2 separate regions of the Homo sapiens genome follow, and region 2 is linked to region 1. The links are chromatin contacts, found by Hi-C or POLR2A ChIA-PET in ENCODE. All regions are on one chromosome and are shown on one strand. Each heading gives the region's core, a stretch centred on a gene start or an enhancer-like site at or near the end of the contact. The rest is flanking DNA. Distances are from core to core; before and after follow the strand shown. Region 1 holds the start of BIRC6 (baculoviral IAP repeat containing 6). Region 2 overlaps BIRC6 (baculoviral IAP repeat containing 6).

Evidence for each region. Hi-C counts contacts between places; a loop is a spot of excess contacts on that map. ChIA-PET counts read pairs that join two places held with the same protein, here RNA polymerase II (POLR2A).
Region 2: a loop to region 1 is called in a map of chondrocyte, with 2.8 times the contacts of the local background. The contact joins the enhancer-like site here to the promoter of BIRC6 in region 1. A Hi-C loop is called at or near these places in 2 of 168 maps with a recorded cell type or tissue (aorta and chondrocyte). POLR2A ChIA-PET finds 5 or more read pairs at or near these places in 6 of 52 experiments (A549, Caco-2, PC-9 and 3 more).

Annotation. Positions count from the first base shown.
Region 1 is chr2:32,355,069-32,359,160 of GRCh38, forward strand. It overlaps BIRC6 (baculoviral IAP repeat containing 6), which reads left to right and starts at 1,955. Exons shown (of 74, transcript NM_016252.4): 1 at 1,955-2,418. The coding sequence starts at 2,094. RefSeq lists enhancers at 1,626-2,138, 2,653-3,165 and silencers at 1,642-2,011, 2,172-2,401.
Region 2 is chr2:32,483,710-32,487,853 of GRCh38, forward strand. BIRC6 (baculoviral IAP repeat containing 6) reads left to right here. Exons shown (of 74, transcript NM_016252.4): 40 at 1,934-2,050; 41 at 3,938-4,092. Among named protein-coding and RNA genes, the nearest start is that of MIR558, 46 kb to the right of the region's middle. Within about 2 kb of position 1,327, at least 3 of the 41 ENCODE cell types and tissues checked have a DNase peak (open chromatin) inside an H3K27ac peak, as active enhancers do; they include PC-9, where a contact is called at or near this core.

The DNA.
Region 1 (4,092 bases), core at 705-3,204:
GTATGAGTCACCGCACCCGGCCAAGTATTCCTATTTTTATGGCAATATAGTTATTTGCATAATTTCTATAAAAATGTGTTCTCCTGTAACAAGACATAATTGGAGGCACTGGTTGTATTAACCAGGTTTTGACTGGAATGTCATATTTTCAAACATGACCAGATGGCATTAAGGAGCTATGGTTGACTTTATGGAGCCAATAAAGTCTTCGTTTGAAAAACTGGCCTGATTGTTCCCAGACTTACAGGTGAGTGGCCTGAGTGGCCGGGCGCGGGGGCTCACACCTGTAATCCCAGCACTTTGGGAGGCCGAGGCAGGTGGATCACGAGATCAGGAGTTCAATACCAACCTGGCCAAGATGGTGAAACCCCATCTCTACTAAAAATACAAAAAAAAAAAAAAAAAAAAATTAGCCAGGCGTGGTGGCAGGTGCCTGTAATCCCAGCTATTCAGGAGGCTGAGGCCGAGAATTGCTTGAATCCAAGAGGCAGAAGTTGTAGTGAGCTGAGATCACGCCACTGCACTCCAGCCTGGGCGACGGAGTGAGACTCCGTCTCAATAAACAAACAAAAACAAACAAAAAAGCCAAAAAAAAAAAAAAAAAAGAACCACAGATGAGTAAGGAATGTCACTCTCTGGCAGGCCCAGGAACTTCAGTGTATTTTAGGGACCCCCAAGAAGAGAGGAATACAGTCAAATCTCTAAGTGTTTCAGATGTAGCCTGATGGCTAATAGTTTAAGATGTAGTTCAGGTAATCCATGAAGATTTCCTGAAGGAAGTTCGCATGAATGTGAGAGGGCAATTAACTTTTATAATTTTTATTGAGCACGTAGTATATACTTGTCAGATGCTCTTCTACACATTTTACAAATGATTCTTAATCCTCACAACAGATCTTTGATTAGGTTTTTAAGGAAAACTAGTTCTTTCCAAAATAACCTAATGATCACAAAACATATAGAACATACAACTCTGCATCTTGACTATGGTGCGTAGGTCTACATGTGATAAAATGACATTGAACTATACACACATCATACAACTATCAAATCCCTCCTTTTGAGATTGTACTAGAATTATGTAATATGCAACCATTGGGGGAAACTGGGTAAAGAGTAAATTGGATCTCTCTGTACTATCTTTGAGTAGTGTTTAGGTATTTTATAAAAATAATGTCCTACAGTTTGGGTTTGTCAAATGGTTTTCTCATAGTTAGATAGGGGTTATGGCTTTTGGAGAGAAAGACCACAGAGGTCTGTAGTATATTTTCAACTGTAATCTATTTCAAAATAAAAAGTTTTAAAAAAATTCTCCAAGGGGGGATGATTAGTAAATTGATTAGTCCTTTCTAGACCTCCAACACACCCCACCACACACTCACACAGACCCACACTCCTATTAATTCCGGTAACTCGGGTTGTTTGGAATGTGGATAGAGAAACTAAGCTTAACTATGCGCTTCCAGCACCTCGTATCTGGTACTTCTGTTCAACAGAAAGCCTTGGGAATGGGGAGGGCAGGCGTGGTAAAAGGTACAGGTTTGGGAAGGTCGCTCGGTTCCTTCCAATCCAAACGAGAGGCTTCTGATTGTTTATTCTCACACCAGAGCCGTGACCGAGACCCAGAGGTCCGCTTCCGGCCACGGCCGAACAGCTGCACCGTGCGTACCGGGAACGGTCAAGGCGCAGCTGGAACCGCTGCAAAAGGCCTCCGGGCGTACCGGACAGGTCGCAAGGGCGGGGGTCCCCACCTAGCGGAAATGCACGGAGGCCAACCCCTCCCCCTGCCCCCGCGAGGAGCGGGGCGGACTCGGCAGCCGCCACTCCCCAGGCTCACAGGAAGAAACTGGGACGCTGCGGACGCGGAACTGGCCAGACCCGCGGCGCGTGGCACGCGCGAGCCCTCCCGCGCATGCTCCACCCGCCGGCCTCCAGCCCGCGCCCCGGGCCCCGCCTCCCTCCCTGCTTCTCCCCCTCTCCCGTCAGCCTCCCTCCGAGTTTGGCCCCTCCGGCCGGGCGATCGACGTTCCGCGTGCGTGCGGGCGCCTGACTTCACTTCCGGCTAACGCGCTCGGCTTGCCCCCTGGCCCCGGATGGTGACTGGTGGTGGTGCTGCACCTCCCGGGACTGTCACTGAGCCGCTTCCCAGTGTGATTGTGCTGAGCGCAGGCCGGAAGATGGCGGCTGCGGCTGCGGCGGCCTCGGGCCCCGGCTGCTCCTCGGCGGCGGGGGCGGGGGCGGCCGGGGTCTCAGAGTGGCTGGTGCTGCGGGACGGCTGCATGCACTGCGACGCCGACGGGCTGCACAGCCTGTCCTACCACCCTGCGCTCAACGCCATCCTGGCCGTCACTAGCCGCGGGACCATCAAAGTCATCGACGGCACCTCGGGGGCCACACTGCAGGCCTCCGCGCTCAGTGGTGAGTCTTCCGCACGCCGGGCGGGCGCGAAGCCGGGGAAAGAAGCCGTCCAGCCCCGGGGCTCGGCCTCGCGACTCGGGGAAGCGAGATGGCGAGAGGGCAGGGCTGGGGGTTCGGGCCCAGCCGTGAAGGGAGGCCCGGAAGCTGATGGAGGGGGACCTTAGGACTTGGCTTTTTCAGCGGCTGCAGTTGGGAGGAAAGACCGGCGAGTCAGGGAGTGGTGGGAGGGGAGTTGCCTTTCGGGCCTGGAGCGTCCGGTCTGGCTTGGTCCTCCGCGAGAGGTGAGGAGACCTTGGAGCTTGGCACCGGAGGAAGCGAGGCCCGGGTAGGCCCTGGAGAGGCTGTCGGTCCTGCGTCCGGTTAGATGAGAGCGAAAGGCTGGAAGGGTTGACCCCGGGCGGAGAGGCTGGTGGCCGGAGGCGAGGGGCGGGGAGCGTCTGAGCCGGCAACCAAGCCCTCCCTTGTGGGAGAGGAGCCGGCAGTCTGCTGTTCTCAGGTCCCGCAGTGCGGGGGACAGACCGCGGGCTGTGCGCCCAGCGTGGGGGTGGGGGTGGGGTGGGGGTGGGGTGGGTCGTGGTGGGGGTGGGGAGGGAAGTAGGCGGGCCAGCTGCCTGAACTGCTTGGTCGACGACTGTAGGACTCTGCGGACGCCGAAGACGACTAGACCTGGTCCCCTTGCTCGGGGCTTCCAACTTCTACGCCCCAGTGACGAGAAAGTCAGGACCTGTGGTGTATGAAATAGATTCCTTTGGGTTTGTAACTTCAGGCTGTCTCTACTTGTTTTCCCACAGCGAGCCGAAAATTAGGATTTGAAGGTGTGTCTGAGTCTCACCATTGGAGGAGAGCACTTCTGGGTGGCGTAAACCTTGGTCCAGGGACGGGACTTTCAGATGCGTGAGGTGTATGCTCAGTGGACGGACTGGAGTGGTTTTGGAATGGCCCTGGCTGAGTTAGATTTGGCGGAGATGACATTTCATTTGTGGTTAAATGATGGGTGGCTTAATTTGGATGTTGTAGGTTTAGATTGAAAAGTTAGTGTATGAGTGAATCGGACTCCTGCATAGAGATGTAATGTATACAACTGTCTGCGTTTAGCCAAGTGGAAGTAGTTATGTGGTCAACCAATTCACTTGTATTTTAACGTAGACGAACAAGGAAAAGTTTACTATGTGAGTAATAAGGCATTTGTAAGAGTAAATGGCAATTTAGGGATGCAAACGTGAAATTAGACATGTTAATTATTGTTGATGTGAGAGTTGTGAAAGAATTGGATTATGTATAGTTTCAGGATATAAACTTGGAACATATCTAAGAGAAAGTTTTGGGAGGTAGGTTTGTAATTTTTTCTTTTCTTGGCTTAGGTAAATGATGGGGTGGCCCAGATGTAGCAGTGAACAGTTACTGCAACTTGGACATAATGGCTTCTCACTGTGTGTAAGAGGGAGATGCTCATTGGTAATTGGATGTCTTTCTTTTTAAAAGTCATTTAAAAGTATTTCAAGTATGAAAAGGTATGAAGAGTAATTACAGTGAACACCATGCATCCCCAACTCAGGTTAAGAAATAAAACTTTACAAATAGGATTAAAATCTCAGCTGAATCTCTCCTGGACTGCATTTCTCCAATCCTCCCTCTTCATAAACGTTATCTTTAATTTGATTTTATCCTTTTCAT
Region 2 (4,144 bases), core at 77-2,576, 130 kb after region 1:
TTGTAGAATGGTCCTCAGTTTGTGTTTGTATGCTATTTCCTTGTGAATAGAATATTGAGTTAATGCATCTTCGAAGGAATATTCCACAAATAATGCTCCCCCCCAACATTTCATTCAATTAGGGTGGCCCATGATTTTGATCTCTCTCATTATTGGTGATGTTAAGTTTAACCACTTGATGAATGAGTTGTCTTCTGGGCTTCTCCCTTGTAAAGTTATTCTTTTCCCCTCTGTAAAAATGTTTTGTTCTCATTGGGTTTTTTGGGGGTACACACATGGTCTTGCTCTGTCACTCAGGCTGGAGTGTAGTGGCATGATTTTCAGTTCCCTGCAGTCACTGCCTCCTAGAATCAAGAAGCAGTTCACCATTTTGACCAGGCTGTTCTCAAACTCCTGAGCTCAAGCAGTCCGCCCTCCTCAGCCTTCCAAATTGCTGGGATTAAAGGTGTGAGCCATTGTGCCCGGCTGCTGTAAAAAGTTTTTTGGGGGCTGGGGAGCAGAATGGTACTCGGAAACTATAACTATCCTGTTCCTCACAAAGTTTCTTTTTGAAAAAATTACTGGCCAGGTGCGGTGGTCACGCCTGTAATCCCAGCACTTGGGAGGCCGAGGCAGGTGGATCACCTGAGGTCAAGAGTTCGAGACCAGCCTGGCCAACATGGTGAAACCCCATCTCTACTACAAATATAAAAAAATTAGCCAGACATGGTGGCGGGTACCTGTAATCCTTGGGAACTGAGGCTGAGGTAGGAGAATTGCTATAACCCTGGGGCAGAGGTTGCAGTGAGCCAAGATCGTGCTGCTGCAGTCCAGCCTGGACGATAGAGCAAAACTCCAACTCAAAAAAAAAAAAAAAAGAAAGAAAGAAAGAAAAAATTACTGTAATAGTTTATTCGTTCAGTTTTGAACGGACTCATGGTTGCCTTTTTTTATTCAGTGAATTATACCTTACCATTTTTTTAAATTGTGGAAAAATGTAAATAACATAAAATTTTTCTTTTTTATTTGTTGAGATAGGGTCTCACTATGTTGCCCAGGCTGGTCTTGAACTCCTGGGTGAGCCCAGTCCTTCAACCCCAGCCTTTCAAGTAGCTGAGATTACAGCATGCTGTACCACACCTGGCAAATTTATTATTTTGACCATTTTTTGTGTGTGTATAGTTCACTGTTAATGAAGATATTCACAATGTTGTCATCTGTTTTTTGATGTTCAGATTGTCTCAAATTTGACCAATAGGATCCCCCTTGAGATTTTCTCATCATTTTAGCACTTCCTTGTTCTCTGGCAAAACATGATAGCCCAGGCTCATCCTTTACTTTAATCTGCCCCACCCCGGGAATTAGTCACTTCTTAAAGGAGCATGGTATTTCAAAACCTTTTAAAGGAGAAATGTGGTTAACAAACCATGATTTCGTCATGGATATATGTGTTGCTATTTTGGGACTGTTTTCATTTCCTCGTGGTGGACAGAGCTAGGGAGTATGTGTTTGTGTGTGCGTGTGAACACACACACTTGGCATCTATATTTCTGTATCTGTCTATCTATTCTGAATATGATGAATTCACATCAGTGTATCTGGATTTAATCTAACTCCATAGGGTTCATTTTAGCTTTCTTCTTGTCTGTATTTATAGCACTTTATTCTGACAGTGAGAAACCTGGTTCTCATTATCCTTAATGTCTTTGTTTCCATTATTGTTACTTCACTTATTTAATATTTCTGTCTCTATATAACCAATCGCCTGTCTCTACCCTCCTTTCCACAGATATTCTTCCCCTGCTGTGGCTCCGATACTGCATGTTAGGTGGCTGTTCTGTAAGAACACACTCTTCATCCTCTCTTGGGTTCAGATGTCATCATTTTATTGTAGGAGGTAGGACATGAGTAATAATTGTCAATGTTTTCTTTTTCTTTCAATTGCTTTTTGTAGCCCTGGATGCTCGCCTAGAAGTTGGACTTGAACAGCAAGCAGAACTGATGTTGAAAATGATGTCTACTCTGGAGGCAGATTCCATTTTACAGGCATTAACAAATACATCTCCTACATGTAAGTAAAATGACCATTTTTAGAGTATTGCAGTGAATGATTCAGCTCTTCATCATTTTCAGGTGGATTCATCAAGGACAGATTTTTAAATTCCATGATGTGAGTCTGAGGGGACTTAGTATGTAGCACTTTCCTGGCTCCGAGTTAGTAGCAAGTTGAAAACTAAGACAAAGGATTAACAAATGCAGAGAGTATCATGCAAAATACTTCCATGTAGTGCTGTCAGTTCAGTGCAGAAACCTCCATTGTGTTTTGTTTACTGTATTGTTGTAAGGTTAATAAAATTCCTACAGAAGCCTTCATACCTGCCTGTGAGTTCATTGCACTATTCCAAATTTATGATGAAGTAGATTTTTTGTAGTAACATCTTTATCATCCTTAAAGACTAGGATAGAGAATATAGTGTAGGATGACAGCCAAATAGGCCTGTTAGTTGAAAGCCAGAATTGAGAGGATTTACTACCTAATAACCTACAGAAAAGAAAGGCCAACTTTTTCGTAAAGGACTAATAGTAAATATTTTAGGCTTTCCTTGCCATATGGTGTGTATTGAAACTACTCAACTCTGACTTGGTTGCAGGAAAACAGCCATAGACAATATGTAAATGAATGGGTATGGCTGTGTTACAAGAAACAGGTAGCCTGCCAGAGCTGGCCATCACATTACGGTTTGTTTTCCTTGATGAGGTCTACACAAGTCTGGAACTGGGTAGACCTCGGAGGAGTACAGTTGAAATAGCACGGTGTTTTTCAAGGACAGATTGGGGAGCTGTGCTTAGAAGAGGGTGCTGGTTTTTGTTTTCTTAGGCCTGCATATTGCTTCACCTTCTCTAGGTCAGAGTGAAGAAGGGGTAGAGATAGTAGGTAGAACCGAATAAAATTACAGATGCTTCTCTTATGGAGAGTTCACAACCCATTTCAATAGAGAAATTTGAGTTTTTACATCTTCCTTATGTTAAATTGAATTCTTTCAGTCTGCAATCTTCATTTGTTTCTTGCTTTAGAGGGTATCAAAAGAAGGGAAAAAAGAAAAACAGAAGGAATGGTCTAGTGTTCTATAATCTCAGTATTGGTACACAAATATTCTTGTATCTTATCTCCCAGGCAATATGGGGATCCCTTTTGTAGGGTCCAGTGTCTGCATGATTAGAGATAACTCGGTACTGCCCAAAGTAACCCTTTTCTTTGTTAGACATTTCTTATTTAAAAGCACTTATTAGAATATCTTTTCGTAATTCTGAAAGGATATTTGAAAAAAAAAAGAATAAAAAAGAAAATCTGTTTGAAATTGGTGTCTCCTCTTTATCTTTTGATTATCCTGCACACAGCTGTCTCTCTTTTTAGTATAATAATAAAATAAGGCTCTAAATATATGATAAAGCTCTTAGTATCCTTGTATTTCTCTGGTTCCCATGAATATATTCTCATTTAATTAGTTTTGTGTGTAACCTGGGCATCAGAACTTCTGAAAGCTCCCCAGATGATTCTAATCTATAGTCAAGGTTAAAGATGAATGAACTAGAATCTAGATTATTCTAAAACTACCTTATCAATAATTAGTCAGGAGTCTTATTTCTTTCCCTTTACTTTCCCTCCTTTATTAATTGGAAAAAAATGCAAATAAAAATTGCTAGAAAAGTTCTTTGCCTTTTTTTGTTGGTTTGAGTCCTATGAATTTGGGAACTTCTCTCTTTGGTCATTGTCTTTTTTACTTTCAAGTAATGTTATAAAAACACGTTTTTCAAATACTAAATATTGTTTTGAACCATTCTAAAGAATGCAGTTTTAATTTTTAAAAACAATTTAACCTATTTATACATATGAATAACCAGTTAACACATATCCTGATACTTTATGTATAAAATTATACTTGTGTTTAATTTTCAGTATCACAGTCTCCCACTGGAACAGATGATTCACTTCTAGGGGGTTTACAAGCAGCAAACCAAACCAGCCAGCTTATTATACAGTTATCATCTGTCCCAATGTTAAATGTTTGTTTCAACAAACTTTTTTCCATGCTTCAAGTCCATCATGTTCAGGTATGACTTCAGGAGAAATGGTGTATTTTTACATATTATTGTTAGCCTGGTA